2 separate regions of the Mus musculus genome follow, and region 1 is linked to region 2. A link is a loop called in an ENCODE intact Hi-C map of the cell type or tissue named here. Cell type or tissue: left cerebral cortex. All regions are shown on one strand.

Region 1 (2,500 bases), 77 kb before region 2:
ATACTAAAGATCTAAAAATAAAAGCTCTACTGGTCATATTTTGCAAAAGTGGCTACTGGAAACTGAAATTCTCGCTGACTCAAAGCAAGGATCCCTGAATAAGGCCAGTGTTCACACTCAAACGTGGGGGAGAGGAAAAGGGAGGCTCCGAGTCCATAAAGTTCTCCTCCCTCTCAGAACACTGCAAAAATTGTCCACGTCTATGAACACTTACCCTTGAAACTCCTTGGAGAGCAACTTGGGACTTTCTGTGCAGATTTTTGAGAGGGAGCGACGCAAGAATGCTGCAAAATCGCACTTTTCATACACATTGGTATAATTCAGATTTCTACTTCTTGCTTTCAGGGAATTTCACTGCGTCCTTTCTAAAGATCCAGTCTATTACTAATCTATTAGTAAAATTCCCAATTTAACCCAAAGTGTAAACCGAAAAACCAAAACAAACCTAGAAACCACACAAAAAAGCTTTCAAGGATATGCAAATGAAGCCCACAGACCATTTTCATTAAGCCCTAACTAAATCATTTCGGATTGAAAGAAAGGAAAGGGACGAAACTCGGATTAGAGAAGGGAGGGGAAAAAAAAAAGAAAAAGAAAGAAAGCAGTTACTCGGGTAAAGAGGATCGACGAGATGACAAAGTAGGGAGAATTAGGGGTGGAGCGGAACAAAAAAGTCCAGCTGATACAAACACTAGAGAAGACAGAAAATACCCCAGCGACTAGAGGACCGGGTGGGACTCGGCTGGGTCAGGCATTCCCGCAGGCCTACCCTGGGGCCCCTAAGGGGATGGCGGATAGCTCTCACACAAGAACCCCCCCGGGCCGCACAGACCGGGAGGCAGACGCGGGGGTGGCGGCGTATCGGAAAGCGGCCACCGCAGCCGACGCTACCTCGAGAGCTACAGGCCGGGCCGTGGACGTGGAAGGGGGTGCGGCCCAGGAGCAGCGGCGGGGTCCGATAGAACAGATCGCCTGTACCTTGTAGTAAACGTCGAACTGGATATTCTCCGGCAAGGAGCGGATGTCGCGGCGCGAGCGGATGTAGTTGTCCACGACAGCGGAGATGGCGGTGTTGTAGAGCGTCTCCGGGATCCACTCGAGCTCCACGGCCGCCATCTTCCCTCGCTCCTCCTCCGCCTCCTCCCGCAGGCCTCCGCCTCCCTCCGTAGCGAACCCGTGTGAGGCTCCGGAGGCTTCCGAGGGGCGGCGACCACGCGGGCGAGCGGGCGTGCGCGCGCCTCTCGGACCCGGCTGCCGGGCCTCTGCGTGCGCGCGCGGCCTGAGGGCAGATGGTGCTGGCGGTAGCGGCGGTAGCGGCGGCCACGGAAGATCCGGACGAACGCAGACCACGACCGTACCGAGAGCCTCACATTCCCAACAGGAGAGCGAGCCCAGTTCCGTCCAGGCTCTCAGCTCTGCATGGGCGGGGCTGCGTGTGTGCGTCATGACGTCAACGCGCGACGCGCCGACGCGCCCGGGAAGGAATGCGGCAGGCGGAAAACTTGCGGAGAAAGAGCGCGGAGCGTCTGAGGGGCGCTGGGTGCTTGTTCCTAAAGGACGAGACACCGGGGAAGCTGGGCGGTAGTTGGAGTGGTGTTTTATCCAGCGTGCTGTGGCTCTCCAACACAGTCTCGTTTCAGTGAGTTTTTCGACGACAGCCCTCTTCAACTTTAAGAATTGATCTTTTAGATCAACGAACTTTAGGACTGATCTTTTTTTCACAAAAGTGCACAGCACGGACGGGGCATGGTGGTGCACTTGGAATGGATCGCTTGGGAGGCAGAGGCAGGGGTATCTCCTGAGGTCAAGGTCTATGGAGTGAGACCCTGTCTCAAACAAAGAAAATCTATATTGAGGGATGTGGTGGCCCATCACTTTTATCCCAGCACTGCAGAGACAGAGGCAGGTGGATTTCTGTGAGCTCCAGGCCAGCCTGGTCTACAGTGTGAGTTCCAGGCCTGTCCCTCTTGCTCTGGCCCTGTTGTCTCCTGCTCTACTCGCTCAGCCCTAGCTCATAGATTCTTTTTCATTGGGGATGGTTGTGAGCCACCATGTAGTTGCTGGGATTTGAACTCATGACCTCCGGAAGAGCAGTCGGTGCTCTTAATCAACTGAGCCATCTCACCAGCCCCTATCCAATTTTATTTTATTTTAAATTTTGGTTTTTCGAGACAGGGTTTCTCTGTATAGCCCTGGCTGTCTTGGAACTCACTTTGTAGACCAGGCTGGCCTCGAACTCAGAAATCTGCCTACCTCTGCCTCCCGAGTGCTGGGACAATTTTCTTTTTTCTTTTTTTTTAAAAGAAGAAAAATTTGTTTAACATGCCCTGGCTCTCCTAGAACTTTATCTGTAGACCAGGCTAGCCTCAAGTCACAGAGATCTTGCTGCCTCTGCCTCGCTAGTGCTGGGATCAAAGGTAGTTGCCAGCATTTTTTTACTGAGCAATCATTCAAGCCCCGTTTCCCCATTTTTGCATTGAAAAAAAAAAGAATCTATTAA
Region 2 (2,500 bases):
AGAAGCCCTAGGCTGGAGAAAACAAACCGGGCAAGGAGCGCGCTCCCCCGGTCGGCGGGCCGAGCGAGATCAGCGGTTGCAGAGAGATGCGGGGGTGGAAGGAGGGCGGGGGCGAGCTTGCTCTTCTTGACTCCTGATTGGTCTGTCTCAGCGAGCCGAGTGACGTCATCAGGAGAAAGGGGGGGAAAGAACGTCTGATTTGTATGGTGGGCGCGGGCGGGCGGGGAGCGAGTTCAGTGCGCAGGCGCAGCTGCTCGGCTCCTCTCGCCCGCGACTCGACCGGCCCAGCTCTCGCGGACAAGTCCCGACATCACGCGCCCCCCCCCACCGCCGCGGGGACCGCCTCCTCTTCACTCTCGGCTTCGTCGAAGATAAACAATAGTTGGCCGGCGAGCGGCGAGTGTGTCTCCCGCCTCGGAATTCGGCGGGCTGCGTGGGAACGGCGGGATCCCGGGCAGCCGGCCATGGCGGGGCTGTACTCGCTGGGAGTGAGCGTCTTCTCGGACCAGGGCGGGAGGAAGTACATGGAGGACGTAACTCAGATCGTGGTGGAGCCCGAGCCGGCTGCGGAGGACAAGCCGGCGCCGGTACCGCGGCGGGCGCTCGGGTTGCCGGCGACCCCCACTCTCGCCGGCGTCGGGCCATCGGAAAAAGGCCCGGCGGCGGCCCGCGACCCTGCCCCGGACGCCGCGGCCTCGCTACCCGCTGGCCGCTGCTGTCGCCGCCGCTCTTCGGTGGCCTTCTTTGCAGTGTGCGACGGGCACGGCGGTCGGGAGGCGGCACAGTTTGCCCGGGAGCACTTGTGGGGTTTCATCAAGAAGCAGAAAGGCTTCACCTCGTCCGAGCCCGCCAAGGTGTGCGCTGCCATCCGCAAAGGTTTCCTCGCCTGTCACCTCGCCATGTGGAAGAAACTGGGTAAGTTCCCCGCCCGCCTCTTTTTTTCTTTTCTCCCCTTATCCCCCTGGGCTTTTTATAGCATCAGCACCGCGTGGGCCTCCCCGGTACCAAGAGCGCTATCCATCAAGCGACGCTGTCCAACAAGGGATGCGAGTGAAGACTGTCATGGTTGGAGTTCTAGGCACACCGAGTGGCCTCGGAAACGCTAGGATGGCTTGTCTCCCAGCAACCGCTCCTTGCATTATCTCCTCCCTCCTACGATCAGGGGGCAACAGTCTCCCCTCTCCCTTCGCTAATTCACTTTGGTAGCAGCACGCTCAGAAGTGTTTGAATGCCGGCGCCAGATTGTAACCGAGGGATAAATTTAAGAAACGTTTCTACACGGGCTAGGTGAAAGAAGCAGGAGGTGGCAAGAATTGGAGCGTTCCCTTAGCATCTGTCATAATTTTGTTCTTGTTGGGCTTGTTCCTCTTGGTTGCCTCCTACCGGTGGTGTCACTTCTTCAGATTGACCTGAATGGCTCTGGCTCGATGTAAGTCAATTTAGAAGGGCTGAAGTGTAACATAGGCAACTTACTTTTGTGATAGTGTTTTGGGGTAATCCCTTGAATTGTTTATGAGAAAGGTGTGCAACGTGTTAAATATTAAATTGGCTCCATGTTAGGGGCATGTGTTAACTTCTTGGTGTGTGTGTGTGGGATACTTAGAATTGCATTCAGTTTTCCAAAAGTTCATACTGAAAAGCACTCATGTCACTACTCATCAAAGTAGTTTTTGGTAACAGGTATTTTAATTCCTAAAAGTTAAGTGTGATTGTAGTCCCATCTAAATTTTGAATCTCTCTGAGACAGACAGTACTTCTGTAGATAACAGAAATGCCCGAGGGTTATATGGCTGCTTATTTTGCCCTGGGTATATGGTGCATATTTTTGTTACAGAAAAGAATTTATGTTCCTGCCACTAAAAACCCTTCGTTTATAGTGGTGTAAGAAAGTCACTCTATTTTCATTAAAGAGACAGAGACTCAGTGCTGTTACAGATTTGTAAAATACACAGTATTTTTAGAAAGGCATTGTCATACAGTATAGGCTAGCTGGTTTCAAATCTGTTTTCCATCTGTTGGGCCTTTTGCCAAGTATTTGATTGACTTGAAGACCAGCCACTGAGGGTTTTGGAGGCAGGTCCCAGCAAATCCCTTGGGCCCCTATCATGGATTTATTTTGTTTTCGTGTGGGCTGAGTAGAGCTTGAAAGCATTGTAGTTTATTCTAGAAATGCATTATATTATTGGCTGAAGAGGAATTAAAAGTGGATAGGGAGACAAAGAAGATTAAGATTAGACACAAAGACCTATTACAGAGTTCATTTATTTTGCAGTACACTTGGGGCATATGAATTTCCCATATGCTTTAAAAATCAAAAGCCTTTAATAGTTGAACTTTAGCTAGGTGTGGTGGTACATGCCTTTAATACTAGTCCTTGAGAGGCCAAGGTAGGCAGATATCTCTGAGTTTGAGGCCAGCCTGGTCTACTCTACAGAGAGAGTTTCAAGGACAGCCATGCCTAGTAAAGAGACCCTTTCTTTAAAGGGGGGGAAAAAAAAGA

Evidence for each region. A loop is a pair of places that touch in the nucleus more often than their neighbours do. Peaks named below come from ENCODE experiments on the same cell type or tissue, not always from the same donor. Only the 100,000 strongest peaks of a DNase experiment are listed, where the experiment ranks them.
Region 1: it touches region 2 in a loop (6-fold over the local background); 10 of 42 quality-filtered maps call a loop at or near these places.

What each region holds. Positions count from the first base shown.
Region 1 is chr11:85,233,694-85,236,193 of GRCm38, forward strand. Appbp2 (amyloid beta precursor protein (cytoplasmic tail) binding protein 2) reads right to left here and starts at 1,427. Exons shown (of 13, transcript NM_025825.3): 1 at 979-1,427. The coding sequence starts at 1,116. Appbp2os (amyloid beta precursor protein (cytoplasmic tail) binding protein 2, opposite strand) reads left to right here and starts at 1,473. Exons shown (of 4, transcript NR_028329.1): 1 at 1,473-1,639. In left cerebral cortex, a CTCF peak has its summit at 1,527; DNase peaks (open chromatin) are centred at 155, 1,144 and 1,447; H3K4me3 peaks cover 2,119 bases; H3K27ac peaks cover 1,772 bases.
Region 2 is chr11:85,311,009-85,313,508 of GRCm38, forward strand. It overlaps Ppm1d (protein phosphatase 1D magnesium-dependent, delta isoform), which reads left to right and starts at 246. Exons shown (of 6, transcript NM_016910.3): 1 at 246-915. The coding sequence starts at 465. In left cerebral cortex, a CTCF peak has its summit at 1,369; DNase peaks (open chromatin) are centred at 203, 1,216 and 2,036; H3K4me3 peaks cover 2,500 bases; H3K27ac peaks cover 1,213 bases.